Regions from separate parts of the Homo sapiens genome. Here all the other regions are linked to region 1. A link is a loop called in an ENCODE intact Hi-C map of the cell type or tissue named here. Cell type or tissue: mammary epithelial cell. All regions are shown on one strand.

The links. Peaks named below come from ENCODE experiments on the same cell type or tissue, not always from the same donor. Only the 100,000 strongest peaks of a DNase experiment are listed, where the experiment ranks them.
Region 2: a loop joins it to region 1, with 7 times the contacts of the local background. A loop is called at or near these places in 10 of 110 quality-filtered maps.
Region 3: it touches region 1 in a loop (13-fold over the local background); 18 of 110 quality-filtered maps call a loop at or near these places.
Region 4: it touches region 1 in a loop (8-fold over the local background); 106 of 110 quality-filtered maps call a loop at or near these places.

The regions. Positions count from the first base shown.
Region 1 is chr20:35,437,048-35,441,047 of GRCh38, forward strand. GDF5 (growth differentiation factor 5) reads right to left here and starts at 1,181. Exons shown (of 2, transcript NM_000557.5): 1 at 251-1,181. The coding sequence starts at 881. RefSeq lists promoters at 882-1,636, 1,101-1,354 and a silencer at 2,046-2,105. In mammary epithelial cell, a CTCF peak has its summit at 2,142 (motif pointing left); a DNase peak (open chromatin) is centred at 2,134; H3K4me3 peaks cover 880 bases.
Region 2 is chr20:35,340,271-35,344,270 of GRCh38, forward strand. All of the region lies in intron 7 of UQCC1 (ubiquinol-cytochrome c reductase complex assembly factor 1), which reads right to left. Among named protein-coding and RNA genes, the nearest start is that of FAM83C, 50 kb to the left of the region's middle. In mammary epithelial cell, a CTCF peak has its summit at 1,999 (motif pointing right); no DNase peak of the experiment used is centred here; H3K27ac peaks cover 571 bases.
Region 3 is chr20:34,832,295-34,836,294 of GRCh38, forward strand. It overlaps the pseudogene HMGB3P1. Among named protein-coding and RNA genes, the nearest start is that of NCOA6, 8.6 kb to the left of the region's middle. In mammary epithelial cell, a CTCF peak has its summit at 2,264 (motif pointing right); no DNase peak of the experiment used is centred here; H3K27me3 peaks cover 246 bases.
Region 4 is chr20:35,302,472-35,306,471 of GRCh38, forward strand. It overlaps UQCC1 (ubiquinol-cytochrome c reductase complex assembly factor 1), which reads right to left. Exons shown (of 10, transcript NM_018244.5): 10 at 107-1,598. The coding sequence ends at 1,464. Among named protein-coding and RNA genes, the nearest start is that of FAM83C, 12 kb to the left of the region's middle. RefSeq lists enhancers at 1,831-2,651, 2,943-4,000, 3,235-3,529. In mammary epithelial cell, a CTCF peak has its summit at 1,532 (motif pointing right); DNase peaks (open chromatin) are centred at 440, 530, 1,530, 3,420 and 2 weaker places; H3K27ac peaks cover 4,000 bases.

The DNA of each region.
Region 1 (4,000 bases):
CTAGGCTTTAGTGCCCACTCTGCACCTTGCAGGCGTTGGACCTGGTGCTTCCTAGGTGCCCTCCAGCCCTGATGTGTGGGCAGCCTAGGATCTGCTATGTGTGAGATATGTGTCAGTGTCCCCAGACACCCACCCCGGGCCAGATGCACACAGTGTCTCCCACCAGGGCAGTGCCAGGGCTTTGAAAGCCCCTCCATTCATGCAGATGCCCCTCCCTCTGAGCCGTGCCCCTGCCACCCCGCCCCCTCACCTTGCCCTTTGTCAATAAAGCTGGTGATGGTGTTGGCCAGGCCAGCCTCCAACTTCACGCTGCTGTTGCCTCCCTTTCTGTCAGCATCGGACAGCGTCCTGTACAGCGAGAGCATGTACTCGTGGGGTGTGATGGGGGGTGGGCGAAACGGCTCCTTGGGCTCTCGTGGGGGCCCGGGCTCCCTGGCCTTCTTCAGCAGGAAGGAGCTGGGGACAGATCCTGCTTTTGGGGGTGCCTTGCCTCCGGGAAGCTGTCCTTTTGGGGTCACAGTCCGGGCTGTAGCCTGCCTTGTTTGGGGAGGGTGTCCTGGCTTGGGTTCAGGGCCGCCCGGTCTGGGGGGCAGCTTTTTGGGTTCATCCTTCTTGGGCTGTGTCAGGCCTCCTGTCTGCCCGGTGCCTCCCTTTGCCCTGGCATTGGCATTGGTGGCCCCCCCACCATAGCTGTGACCCCCTGGCCTGAAGACGTTCCGGGCCAGGGGGGGCCTCTCCTTGGCCTCTGCTTTGGCCAATCCTGGCCTGGTCCCCTGGGGTCTCTGGCCCAAGTCAGGGGCACCCAACACAGTGCAGATGAATTCCAGGTCCAGCCAAGCCAGGTACCAAAGCAAGAAAGTGAGGAGTTTGGGGAGTCTCATCCTCTGGCCAGCCGCTGAATGACACCAAAGAGAACAGCGGCAGCAGCGAAGGTGCCTCTGGTTTGGCAGGAAAAACCATGAAAGGAGTGGACTTTCAAAAGCAGCGGCAGCAGCAGTAGCAGCAGAAGGAAAGGCTTTCTCCTCAGTCTGAGACTCTTGAAGTCTGCCGGGTGTGTGTTTGTATCCAGTCCCATAGTGGAAATGCTCTCGTATCCAGACGTGCACCGTCTCCAGTCAGCAGCTGAAAATAACTCGTTCTTGAAAGGAGAAAGCCGACCGCCCCCTTTCTCCTGCACAACTGACTGAGGGCTTGAAGGAGGCTTGTATAAGGCTGAGGGATTTTTCCAAGAAGGAAGAATGGCGTAATGCTGCCTGTGTGCTCCAGTTTTTTTTTCCCCCTAGTTTTGAATCCTTTCCAGTGAAAATACTTCACACACACACACACACACACACACACACACACTCACAGGCCTGCAGGTGCTCAGAAAAATCTTTTACAAACCTGAACTCAGGAATTGGAAACGGAATTCCAACCCAAACCAATTTAATTACTCTCTGATGTCATGCTGTCTAAACTCATTTAAGTGCGATATATTTATGTGAAAAAAATCACCGCTGCCCTTTCGAGGCCATGGCTCACGGGGGCTCCTGGCACAGAGCCCTGCAGCGGGACTCTAGGCTTAGGGGGCCTCCCCCTCCACAGGGCAGACTCAGGGGTCTTCACCTCCACCTCATGGAGCAGCCCACCCCACTTTCCCGAGGAGAGATGCTGAAGAATGAGCTCAAAGATCTTAAGCCCCAGAAGCATGGGGAGTGTGGGTTTGTAGTTAAGTTCTTAGAGTGTTTTTAAAGCAGTTTCAACTCCTGCATCTAGTCTGGGACCTGATTTGTTATGCGTGTGTGTGTGTGTGTGTGTGTGTGTGTGTGTGTGTTTATGTGCCTGTGTGTGTGTGTGCCTGTGTGTGTGTGTGCCTGTGTGTGTGTATTGGGAGTAGGGACAGCACAGATGGCAGCATTTACCCACATTTTCTTTTATTTTAATAAACTTGTGGTGACCCAGAGACTGAAAAATATCAGTGCCCACTACACCCCCTCCCTACCCCCAAATGCCATTGACTGAGTGCATATTCTTCAGGCTTGGGGGCACTGTCGCCCTTAAGTTCACTCCTTGGATGGCGGCAGGTCCAGGGTGTACCCCACCACCACCCCAGCAGAGACGTCCTCTGAGTTTTCTTAGACAAGACTGGCTGAGTCTGGGGCAGCAGCGGCCCCTACAGGAGGCTGGAAAAGCCATTTCCCACATGACGCTTTTTTTTTTTTTTTTTTTGAGACGGAGTCTCGCTCTGTCGAGTGCAGTGGCATGATCTCAGCTCACTGCAATCTCTGCCTCCCAGGTTCACGCCATTCCCCTGCCTCAGCCTCCCCAGTAGCTGGGACTACAGGCCCCTGCCACCACACCTGGCTGATTTTTTACGTTTGTAGTAGAGATGGGGTTTCACCATGTTAGCCAGGATGGTCTCGATCTCCTGACCTCGTGATCCGCCCGCCTCGGCCTCCCAAAGTGCTGGGATTACAGGCGTGAGCCACCGCGCCGGGCACAATTTCCCACATGATGTTTTTCTGGTAGCTCTGGAAGGTCTGAATTCCAGCTGAACTCAAGGGTTTCTTAAAGTGCCTCATTGAAGTATGGAAGATCCCTTCCTCTGGGGAACCTTCGCCGTAGAGCCCCTGGGCAACTTAACACAGGGTCAGCGGGGAAAGCTGTTCGCTTCACCTGAAATATCCTCCTCTCTCTCTCCCACAACTGGAGGAAGCACTCTACATCCTGAGAAGTTTAGCTGAAAATTTACCTCCTTCGGGAAGCCTTTCCTCGTCCCCAGACAGAGCCAGTTACCCCTTCTGTACATTTCTCTACAACAACACTTTTCACGCTGTAAGAAGGATGGCGGGGGAGAAGCAATAGTCAGATAGGCTTCCTTCTTTTTTTTTTTTTTTTTTTTTTTTTTGAGACAGAGTCTCACTCTGTCACCTAGGCTGGAGTGCAGTGGTGCGATCTTGGCTCACTGTAATCTCCACCTCCTGGGTTCAAACGATTCTCCTGCCTCAGCCTCTCGAGTAGCTGGGACTACAGGTGCACACCACCATGCCTATCTATTTTTTGTATTTTTAGTAGAGACGGAGTTTCACCATGTTGGCCAGTCTGGTCTCGAGCTCCTGACCTCAAGTGATCCACCCACCTTGGCCTCTCAAAGTGCTGGGATTGCAGGCATCTCTACCAAAAATACAAAAAATTAGCCGGGTGTGGAGGCAAAGGTTGCAGTGAGCCGAGATCGCACCACTGCACTCCAGCCTAGGTGACAGAGCTAGAGTCCATCACACACACACAAAATAAGTAAATAAATAATATTAATAAAATAAAAAAATTAAAAACAGACTTGTTCCCACTGAACCAGTCCTCTCTGGCATCCCTCCCTTCACTCCCTCCTCACCACCTCTGTCACTGCCCTGTCCTCCTCATTGCTTGCCTCGCTATGATTCTCCCCTATAACTGGCTTCTAGGCCTCCAGGCTCTCTCTGGTTCAACCCTCTACTAAAAGCTACCCATCAAACAAGTGCCAACCCACGTGCCACCTCCTCCATGAAGCCTTCTTGCATCCTCCAGAAAATGCACACTCCCCCTGAGCTGCCATCACACATTTTCTGTGCTCTTTTACATTTTTTGGCAGCTGAAAGTTTATTCAGTCTCTGCCTCTGCCCCCTATCCCAACACAGTTTGTTTCTTCCACTCTGTATTTTGTCATATTTTAAAATCATAACTTAATTCCTTATAACTATAATAATTTCTTTACATACCTGTCTCTCCCATTAGATTATGACTAGACTGTGCCATATTTATCTTTGAATTATACCCAGTGCTTGGCAGAGGGCCCAGCCCACAGCAGCTCTCAGTACGTGTTATATGAATAAATTAATCTCTAACTGGCCCTTATTGACAAAAATCATCATTTTCTACTTTGAGGTGTAGTTATTTGTGGACATAACCTGCCTTTCCCATTAGACTCTAAGTTTCTTGAAGGGAAGAATTGTCTTGCCACTTCTTAAGCATTTTGTAAGCTCAG
Region 2 (4,000 bases), 97 kb before region 1:
AGGCATGTATCTACCAGACGTACATGTTCAGTAGGACCCTGCTTAAATTCGTAAGCCAATCCCAAAATGGAATTACTCTGACTTCTTAGAATTTAGCCTTCTCTCCCCTAATAACTGACTATCCACTCCAACAGCTCAGGCCATTTTAGAAACTTTCAAAAGAACAACTGGTATCTGAGAACATGTATTCTTATTTTCATGGCCTCAAGCCCAAGGGACTGTCCTTTAGTTACACTCACACTTTTTTCCCCCCACCCAAGCTGGAGTGTAACACTGTGATCACAGCTCACTGCAACATCAAACTCCCTGGCCCAAGTGATCCTCCCACCTCAGCCTCCCACAGAGCTGAGACCACAGGCATGTGCCACCATAACCGGCTAATTTTATTTTTGTAAAGATGGGGTCTCCCTACATTGTCCAGGCTAACTATACCTTTTAATGTGCTCCTTGTCTTTAAAAACAATACCTTTGGCAGTGAGTTTTAATTCTGACCTAGAGATGCAAAACAGTAAAATTTTTATATCGTAAAATAGAAGAGGTCTGAAAATTTTTGTAGGGAAAGAGAGGCGATTTGGTGACAGGTGGTGATTACAGAGGCCTGAAAGGAAATTTTCAGAAAAACTAAAGCCTCCTAAAATGTAATGCCTTTGTTAGTTTAGAAAGATAAAATACCAGCCGGGGGTGGTGGTGGCTCATGCCTGTAATCCCAGCACTTTGGAAGGCCGAGAAGGGCGGATCACCTGAGGTCAGGAGTTCGAGACCAGTCGGGCTAACATGGTGAAACCCTGTCTAAAATTACAAACATTAGCCGGGTATGGTGCACGCCTGTAATCCCAGCTACTCAGGAGGCTGAGGCAGAAGAATCGCTGGAACCCAGGAGGCAGAGGTTGCAGTGAGCCAAGGTCGCGCCACTGTACTCCAGTCTGGGTGACAGAGAGAGACTCCGTCAAAAAAAAAAAAAAAAAAAAGAAAGAAAGAAAGAAAGAAAATAAACATAATATACCCTATGTATAACCTGGGGTTTTTAAAAAATCAAGTAATTCCATTAGAAGATGGAAAAGTATGGGAAAAAGGAACTGAACAGTTGATGGTGGGGGAAACGATTTATTTCCTTTTCTTCCAATATTTAAGACTAACACAGCAAACAAATATCCTCAGAATAAAAAACGGTATCTCCCTGCCCCACTTTTTCCAGTACTCATTCTGGGCCTGCAGGACTGGCTTCCTTCATTCTTCAGATAGTTACTGGGCACCTATTCAGGAAAGGGGCAATAACAGGCACTTTGGAGACAGATGTACGTGATCCTGCACCACAGGAATTCACCTGGAAGACAGTCAACATAAGTGAATAACAGTGATACAAAATAGAAAGAGTAAGAGCTGGAAGAAGGGTAGATATAAATCATTAAGGTACTTCCTTAGGGGAAACTGGGATTGGCTTCCAGTTAGCTGTGGAAGGATGTGAAGGAATTGAGGCTGGGGTGTTAGGGCAATCTAGGTGTATGCATGGAGTGAGCAAAGACACAAGACAGAAATAGCAAGGAATTCAGCTTGGCTGGAGTGAAGGGTATGTGAAGCAAGGATGGAATGTGATGTTCACTGAGTGCTTACTAAGTGCCAGGCACATGTGCTAGTAGGTTTCACATATTTAAGGTTCAAGAAGAACTAGAGGAAATGAGTTTGGAGAGGTGGTCTGGAGTGTGATCGTAGAGGACCTTACAAAGCAAAATGGTGGTTCTGAGAAGCAAGGCAGAATTACACAAGAGTCAAGTTCAGCCCACAGTTCCTCCATTTTTCCTAGGCCCTCTGCATCATCCCATCAAGCAGCTCTGCTAGAGAGTGAGCAGGGGACCATGAGGTGACAGAAGGTGCATTCTTATTCCAGAAGTCTCACTGAGGCAACAGGCATGCCAGGGACCGCTGATAAGGGTAAACTGTAATTTCTCAACTACAGCCCACTCCCATCCCTTCCCATCTCTGTCTTGGAAAGCTTGAGCCTGCTCATTGTGAGCCACAAGGTGGAGATGTCTGGCAGGGCAGAACTGAGAGGAAGTCGTTTAGCCAGCCTAAGGTTACCATTAACACTTTGAGCCACTGCCGTGAGCTAATTTTTATGTTTGTTTTTTAAGTTTGGTTGAAATGTCACAAATGGAAAAATTAAGTAAAGCGCCCTGGTTAGCCACAAGACTGGACACACCTGGCTGCAAACCCAGCAAAAGAAACTTACTTCATTAGTAGGAGAGGCAGAGAGTGAAATTTACATCTGAAATCTGCCTGCACCAGGAGAAAGTGCTGAGGCCAAAGGCGCTGTCTGTTTTTACAGCTGTGTCAAGACTTAGTTCTTTACTCTTACCAACACTCAGGAGTGCGGCAAGGGCCCAAGGAAAAATGGTCTCCAAGCTCTTCAGCTGCAACTCAGCTCACAAAGATTTTTAAGAAGCAGTTAATGAAATAAAACTAGACCAGATGAGGTGATATAATGAACTTTATTTCCACAGCTAATTTATAAGTTTAAATCCCAAATAATGTTTTTTTAAGTCAGAACACTCTAAATTATTGATGTGATTTTTGTAACCTCAAATTTAACACCTGCTTTTTGTACCAGCTTCACGATGATATATGAGTCTGCTCCATTTTTCACAATAGTTGGGCTCCAAAAAGTTGGTGAAAAGCAAATTTTTGTAAAATAAAAAATTTCCCACCAAATCAGAATAGAATTCTAATTTCAAAGGAGTTTTTGATGCAAATTTATTATTCATCACTAACTCGAAAGTGGCTCTCTTATTTCTTGATCTTCCACACACCAATCCACTCAAAGCAATCACCTCTAAGTTTTTGGCATGAGAAAAATCACTACTACATTGATTGGTTTTATAAATTCTACATTTTATATGTTTTCTTACAGAGGTACACCTGGGATGCCAAATAACACAGAGATAGATTTGCAAATTACCACCTTCAAACCATAGATTTTCAAGCTGAAAAAAAGCTGAAAACTTGGGGCTCATGTAGTTAGGCCTCCCCTGTCCCCACCTTTCTTTTAATACAGAAACTGAAGCACAGAAGAGGAAAGATTTGCCAGTCAGGGTGAGAACCAGGCCAGACTGGCTCTACACTGCCTATTACTTCTCCCTAGCCACGTGTCCCATTTATAGGTTGTACACACACGGAAGACTGAGATCCCCTCAAACACACACATGCACTCACACTCATCCATGCATGCACTCACAACCCAGTGATTAATATACAATTGTCTTGCCTATATAAGGCATGTCTATTTATGCCATGAGGTTAGAAAGAAGGTATCAAGTCAACTATAGCAGAAAGCAGTAATAGTAATTCCCCAACTCTTCCAAATCTCTATTATTTTAAAACCATCATCCTTTAGTTATAGTCTTTGTAACTAAACCGGAATTTGGGCACTTCTCTTCATGAAGGCAATTTAAGAGCCTGTATTGGGGGACCACCTAAAACCTTGCTATTGTCCCCTACCCCACCCTGCGTCACTAGCAACATCCGCATCACCTGGAAGCTTTTCAGAACTGTAGATTTTCTCACCCCTGTCCTGAAACTTACTGAATCAGAATCTGTATTTTAACAAGATCCTCAGGTGAACCATAGGCACATTAAAGTATGAGAAACGCTGATCTAAAACACTCCCTTATGGGGCAGCACCCTATCTACAACAATCCAAATAGAAAAAACGGCTGGATAAAATGCGATAGGGGAAAAATTCCCCAATTCCTGCAGGACTGCACTGATATACACTTGGATCAGAGACTAATAAAGCAGGTATGATTTATCTAATAAATGTTAGCTTAAAAAAGAATTCCAAAGGCTGGTATTCAATATATTCATTTATTTGACAATTATTTATTCATTTGACAATTATTCAATGTTTACTGCATAAGCAAAAAACTGAATAAGACGGTTTTCTGCTTTTATAAAACTTACAGTTAAGTAGAAGGGACACTGCATAAGAAGTAACATGGGAGAAGGC
Region 3 (4,000 bases), 600 kb before region 1:
GACAGAAAGTAGAGTGGTTGCCAAGGGCTAGAGGGAGAGGGAATGGGAAGTTTGTGTTTAATGAATACAAAGTTTCAGTTGGGGAAAACAAAGTTCTGGAGGTAGATGGTGGTGATGGTTGCATGTGAATATACTTAATGCCACCGAATTATATGCTTAAAAATGGTTAAAATGGCAAATTTTATGTTATATATGTATTTTACCATACACACGCACAAAAGATTCCAGAGCCACTATCCTAATTTTTTCACCTTGTTGTCCATGTCCTTAAGCCAAGGGTCATGGGTGTTCCTGGGATCTGCAAGAATGCAAAGAGCTGAGAAGACAGGGGCGCATTGGGCACCTGCAGATCCTGTAGGTAAAAATAGCAGGAGCCTAGGCAACACAAATACTTGTTGCCTGCAGGCAGGCAGCAAAAGAACAAAAACAGGCCATAAACTAGCAGATAGTATAGCATAATGATTACAATATTGGGCTCTGAAGCCAAAGTGAATCTGAACACCCAAGTTCAGATTCTAGCTCTGCCATTTATTAGCTATGTGAAGAAACTGCAACCAAAAGGAGATAAATGACTTGTCCAACAGGGTCCAAAGTATTTTCTCATTTATATTGTTTAAAAATCTTTACATGGGTTTTGTTTCATTCTATATCCCCAGTAGACTGTAAGCTCCCCAAGGAAGCTATGTTTGTAATATCCTCACTTGAAATGTAACTTAACTTCTTTGTGCTTCAGTTGCCTCACCTGTGGGATGCAGAGAATAAGGGCTCCTACTTCATAAGGTTGTCAAGCATATTAATGAATTTATACCTATAAATGTTTAGGAGAAAGCTTAGTGCTTATGATAGTCTCAACAAGCAATAGATTGAGAGAGGCTTCTGAAGAGGTGGTCAGGCTATTTCATAAAATGTTTTGAGCAAGAAAAACAGTCCTAAAACATCCAGGATTGTTCTAGATTTGGACTAGAGTGAAGAAAAAGCAAATCAATTGTTCTTTGATAATTTGATTTGTATTTATTGGACTTCTACTTTCATGTGTGTCCAAACAGGCTCAAGCTCTGCAGTGATAAGACTGACAGTGAATACTTCAATGATGTCTTTAAGAAAAACAATAATAAAACAGGGGAAAAAAGAAAGAACAAAACCATCTAGAAAGTGTCAACATTTTACTGTCTGCAGGGTTCGTCACAACAGTGCCAAATGACAAACTTACCACATTTAGTTGGATGAATTTTGCCCTGCAGAAGGATATCACCTTTTTTTTTTATAGGCAAACAGTTTATTTATTCATCCTCCTTCTCTTCCTCCCCATCTTCTTCATCTTCTTCTTCCATCTTTTCCCAGGCAACTTTAGCAGGACCTTTTGTGCCGTCCAACTTTCCTTTCGACTTATAGTCAGCAACATCCTTCTCATACTTCTTCAGCTTTGCCACCTTAGTGACATAAGGCTGCTTTTCACTGTCATTTAAGTTATTCCACATCTCACCCAGCTTTTTTGCCACGTCTCCAATAGAGATGCCAGGGTTTGTGGATTTGATCTTGGGGCAGAATTCTGAACAGAACAGGAAGAATCCAGACAGTGGCCTTTTGGGGGCATTAGGATCGTTCTTGCCTCCCTTAGCTGGTCCATAATCCTTCATTTCTCTATCACAGTGCACTTTATCCGCCTTTGCCATTTAATCGAATTTAGACTCTCTCTCTCTTTTTTTTTTTCTGAGATGGAGTTTTGCTCTTATTGCCCAGGCTGGAGTGCAGTGGCACGATCTCAGCTCACCGCAACCTCTGCCTCCTGGGTTCAAGCCATTCTCCTGCCTCAGCCTCCCCAGTAGCTGGGATTACAGGCGCCCACCAACACGCCCGGCTAGTTTTTTGTATTTTTAGTAGAGACGAGGTTTCACCATGTTGGCCAGGCTGGTCTCAAACTCCTTACCTCAGGTGATCCACCCAACTCACCCTCCCAAAGTGCTGAGATTACAGGCGTAAGCCGCCGTGCCCAGCCTAGACTTCTCTTTCCCAGACATTGTCTTCCACCTCTCAGAGCACTTTTTGGAAAATTCTGCAAAATTGACAGGGACCTCTGGATTTTTCTTATGCTCTTCTCTGCACGTCTGCACAAAGAAGGCAAAAGCAGACATCTTGCCCCTTAGTTTCCTGGGGTCACTTCTAGCCATCCTGACTGTATTGTTCACTAGTCTTGAAGGATATCACTTTTAAGTGGACACCATTCACATGACATTATAATTTGCAAATTTATTATGATAATTTACCAGTAGATGGCAGTAAAATGCCTTGTTATTTCAGAATCTGTTCGTTGTAACAATTTTCAGATATATGGAAATAAAATGCCTTGAGGAGGGGGTCACTTGTGCTTTGCATAAAGACATGCTATGGCGAGGCGCAGTGGCTCATGCCTGTAATCCCAGCACTTTCGGAGGTGGAGGTAGGTGGATTGTGTCAGCCCAGGAATTAGGGACCAGCCAGGGCAACATGGCAAAACCCCGTCTCTACAAAAAAATACAGAAATTAGCCAATCGTGGTGGTGCATCATGCCTGTAGTCCCAGCTCCATGGGAAGCTGAGATGGGAGGATCACTTGAGCCTGGGAAGCAGAGGTTGCAGTGAGCTGAGACTGCACCACTGCACTCCAGCCTGGATGACAGAGTGAGACTCTATCTCAAAAAAAAAAAAAAAAAAGCGGTGGTGGGGTGGGGGCTTACTATGGGCAAGCCATGGCTTGCTCTTCAGGAAAAAAATCATTGAAAAAATAGAAGAAATAGACTAATAATTACACAATTTTAAAAAGTGGAAGAATATCAAGTGACCATACATACACAAAAAGGTGGGGGTGGGGGAGAAAAAAAAAACTGTTTTCAAAAATATTCTGAAATTTTAAAGCTTTTTATTAGAGTATAATATAAAGACATAAAAGTACAGAAATCGTAAGTGTAAAGCCTGTTGAATTTCCACAAAGCCAACACACATGTCTAACAAACACCCAAATCAAGAAATAGAACATTCAGCCCCACAGAAGCCCCTTCCAGTCATTACCCACAGCCCCCAAGGTTAAACAGTATTTTAACTTCTAACTCCATAGATTAGTCTCACCAGGAGTTAAACTTACAGATTCATCTACATTGTTGCATGTAGTTGTAGCATGTTCATTTTCATTGCTGGGTAGCATTTCATTATTTATTTTTTATTTTTTTGAGACAGAGTCTTGCTCTGTCACCCAGGTTGGAGTGCAGTGGTGGGATCACAGGTCACTGCAGCCTTGACCTCCCAGGCTCAAGTAATCCTTCTGCCTCAGCCTCCCTAGTAGCTAGGACCACAGGTGCATGCCACTACACCATGCTAATTTTTGTATTTTTTGTAGAGACGGGGTTTCACCATGTTGCCCAGGTTGGTCTCAAACTCCTGGGCTCAAGTGATCCTCCCACCTCTGCCACCCAGAGTGCTGGGATTACAGATGTGAGCCACCACACCTGGCCAGCATTTTATTGTTTGAATACACCATAATTTATCCATTCTACTGTTAATGAGCATGTGGGTTTCCACTTAGGAGCTATTTTATTTTATTTTATTTATTTTTTTTAGAGATGGACTCTTGCTCTGTCACCCAGGCTGGGGTGCAGTAGTGCGATCTCGGCTCACTGCAACCTTCGCATCCCTGGTTCAAGCAATTCTCTGGCCTCAGCCTCCCGAGTAGCTAGGACTACAGGTGCACGCCACCATGCCCGGTTAATTTCTTTTGTATTTTTTAGTAGAGACAGGGTTTCACTGTGTTGCCCAGGCTGGTCTCGAACTCCTGAGCTCAGGCAATCTGCCTGCCTCGGCCTCCCAAAGTGCTAGGATTACAGGCGTGAGCCATCACGCCTGGCCAGAGCTTTTTTTGTTTTGTTTTGAGACAGAGTTTCGCTCTTGTTGCCCAGGCTGGAATGCAATGGCGTGATCTCGGCTCACTGCAACCTCTACCTCCTGGGTTCAAACGATTCTCCTACCTCAGC
Region 4 (4,000 bases), 130 kb before region 1:
GGGCAGCAAATGGGTTAAAGCTCAAATAACTTTTATATATGAATTAATGTGTAGAGTTGGGAGCCAAAATCTGTTCCATTAATTTTTCCATCCATTCCAGGAGCAGTTAGGTACACACAGTAAAGTTTATTTTGGTGCATGGTATACTTCACTCCATTAAAAATAAATTAATCAGCAAATTCCTGCCTGGCTCAGCTCTGGTTTATGTAAATAGTGCCCAGCTGTAATGAGTTACAAGGTGTTATTATCTCACACACACACAGGAGGCTTCACTCTAGAGCTCCGCTCGCAACAAAAGCATCTTAAATAAACTGAGAGAAGCGGTTTGATTTGTAATGTTTTCACAGAAGTGGGATATACCTCACCCATATAGAGTTTCTTTATATGACTCATTTTATAGCAAGTTAAATGAAGGAAGTTTGATGGGGGAGGGAGGGGCAATATGGTTCCCCACCCCCTTTCTTCACTTTAAGAAAATCCCCCAAGAGATGACCCGCACTGAGGGAGGAGGGGCTGGTCCTCAGGTGCTCAGACCAAGGTGGCTCTGCAGCACGTGCTTCAGAAGTTGGGAAGGGGGACCAAAGCTGGGCACAGGTCTGGGTCTGCTACAACTAAGCCAGGAGGAATGTTCTCTTCTCCCCAGTATCTCATGAAAGGGGAGGCCAAGACAGGAGACAGCATGTTCCTCATTCAGTTCACTGGGAGTGACAAAGGTGACTTTGTTCTCAAGGCCTCCTTCCAAATGACTTAGGATGTGAAAGCCCTTGGTCATCAGAGGCCTCCTGGGTCCCAGACGACAGGCCTGGCTGGCTGTATCTTGGCCTGAACAGAGACACATCTCCATGAACTAGAGGCAAGAGCAGCAGAGACCATCCCAGCCTCTTCCCTTTCTCCGTCTCTAACTGAGCTGCGCGGTGCCCTCATTACTGCGTCCACCATCTCAGGCAAGTTTCTAAGTCCCTGGAATAAAGAAGGGCCATGGCAGAGAGAAGTCTCTGTTTCTTTTAATGGCCAACTCAACCCCATGGCTGAAAGCCGAGGGACAACGCGTGGTCACCGACCGGACTCGGCAGCATTACAATCTGCTCCTAGGCCACAGCAGGCCCTGGGGGGTTTCCCTTTTGAACCTACACCATCCCTTCCTTGGCCTTTGGGAAAAGCTATCAGTCACATGTAGTTGCTGGAGGGGGTTGGGGAGTGTGTGCTGGGGGACTCTCACTCGGGGCTTCCCCTAAGGGAGAGGACACCCCGGGAGAGCTAGGGGTTCTCCCAGCCCTGTACCCCAGCAGATCAGACTCCTGGGCACACTAAGAGGAAACTCAACACAAATGGGGCCAGGTATTTGACAGATGCTGTTCAGAGGTCAGTTCAGGCCACTTTCTGCAGGGTCCTGGACCAACAGGCACTTCTCTCCTGGAGGTTCCTCGAAGCCAGCTGGCGGGCCGTGCGGAGGGCCCAGCCCATCAAAGTCCCTCGTCGTTGTAAGTCGGAGAATGGGGCTTCAGGATGCTCTGAGGATTCTTCTCCACTAGAGGGCGCCAGCTCACCTCCCCTGTCAGAAGCAGATCCTCCCCGTTCATGGAGTCCAGGTACTGTATCTGCAACCAGGGGAGGGGGAAGGAGGAAGCGACAGAGGCAGGGCAGAGGTGAGGAGCCAGCGTCAGGAACCAGCCTCCCAGAGGAGAGGAAGGAAGGGGACGGGGCATGAGGGGGGCTTCTGACCATCCCAGGTCCCAGACCAAGCCGTCCCAGGCCAAGCCGTCTCTGATCTCCTAGATAATTTCACTAAGGTGGTTCAGAGAAAGCAGTCACTGGGGAGCTGGGTGGCGGGGGCAGTTAGGGAATTCCCTATCACACCTCTGAATGGAGACAGACACACACCTCCCAAGGACACGTCTCCCCTACACGCCCTCCCTAGACAGCTCCTGCAGGCCAGGAAGTCAGGGCTTGCAGCGCACACAGCCATGCTGTCCACCCCAGCACTGCTGGGTGAGAGTCCTGATTCTGTCCCTTCCCAGTGCTGCTACCCAGGGTGGCAGCTTCCCCTCTCTGAGATTTAAGTTCCCTTGTCTTGAGAGAGGGGATAGAAACAGGTACCTCACAGGACACATGAAGAGATTCAACAATATGCATATATGCAGTGCTAGGCACTCACGCTTTAAACATATGTATGCCTCTGTTGTCCTCTAGTGGGCCCCTGGTCAGTGGGCCCCAGTATCACCTCTCTAGGACAGTAGGGGCAGACAGCTCTGCCATTAAAATGGTCATCATCCAGAGAAGCCACTGCTGCAGGGCCAGGAGACTTCATCTTAGGCTTTAGGTCATTCCCCCTTCCAAGAATCCACCACTCTGGTTGCTTCCGCTTCCAGCTGCTGACGCTTGAACTCAACCCCAGCCTCTCGCACGTGTCTTGGCTCTGGATTCCCACCTGCCCTGCCATCTCTTCCCTAAAGCCCACTCCTCCCTTACAGTGACTCCATTTCTGCCCCCAGTGCCACCCCTCTGCCCACCTCCTGGGTTGAAAATCTCAACAGAACCTCTGGTTGGCTCTTGGGCCATCGGCCACACCAAACAGTCTGCTCAAGGCCCAGCTCCTGCTCTTCCTTTCCCGGCCTTCAGCACTCTGCCCTCCCTGTATCACATAACAGGCTGGCTTACTCCAGGGTTAGCCGTGTGCCTGGGCTTCCTCACCAAACCATGAGCTGGCTCCTCGAGGGCAGGACTGGGTCTTATTAATCGTTGCTTTCCCAAGAGTACATGGAGCAGCAGGTGCTCAAAAGGTTTGCTGATAGAACTGGGTCCCCACCAAAGCTCCCTGCTTTCCCAAGAACCCCTTCACGGTTTTTCCACTGCCTCTCACTGGGGCCACATGGGACCTCTTGTAGGGACAATGGTTGTGGCAGCCCCTTCCTAGAGGGCCCTCGGAGAAGTCCCAGTGTGTCTTGTTGGGGCTTCTGGCACAAGCCCACCATGGCAGATGGAAATGTTGGGCAGGTCTCTCAGAAAACACAGCATTTGCTTTGCGAATTGCTACTCCCGTCTGAGGGTGAGTCCAGTCAACAGAGTATCAGAATTCTCTGTGAGTGGGGCCCTCTGGCCATGCCGTGCCCTCTCCCTGGCTCTAGCAGATTTGAAGAGTGGTCAAACAGAAGTCCTGGCTCCTGGGATTCTCTACCCTGTGGGTCTGCAGAGCCCCAGTATGTGGTTTTTCCAGCAGTTAACAAGCTAGTCCTATGGGCCCTGTCTTCTCAAGAGCTGAAGTCCAGCCTTGCCTTTCCTGGTTGTTGAAGACCATGAATACAAGTGAACAAGAGAGTAACTGTGGCGTGACACCCCTTCAGCTCCAGGGGCCAGGCCATGAAGCAAAGGTGTGACTCATGGCACAGCCTGAGCTGTCTGAGGCAGCTGAGGCCTCAGTGGTCACATGAATCACACAGCTTGGGGCCCTAGGGCAGCTGTGCAGGCTGACTCACTGGGAGGCCCTGGAAGAGCCTCTATGTCCTCTTCGCTGCCAGTCAGCTCACTCATCTATCAAGTATGAGTTTCCCATCAATACAGGATCTGAGGGCAGGGAGGTCAAGGAATTAATTCCCCGGGGCTTGAGGACAGCTATGTGGGTAAGCAGCCCCCACTGCGGAGCTTTCTCGTAGAAGCTTTGATGTCGGGGAGCCCTGGGGAGCCAGAGGGGTGAGAAACTGAAGTGGGGGGACTCTACTTGACTGTGGAGAGCATCTAGCAGGAAGAGGCTGTCTGTGAAATGCTGCCTGCTGCCCAGTTTTGCTGGAAGTCAGGAGCAGGAAACAAATCCAAGTGGGTAGAGAAGGGGTCCACAGTGGGCAGCTGCTACTACACCACGTGCTCATATCTGCCAGGACTCTGTGGGCCCAGCTGCTAGCATAGCACTGGGCGCACAGTAGGCAATGAGGTGCACAGTGAATGAATGACTCAAAGTTCCTGAGGGCAGGAGACTACTCGATGCCTCTTTCTCTCTCTCTTCCCA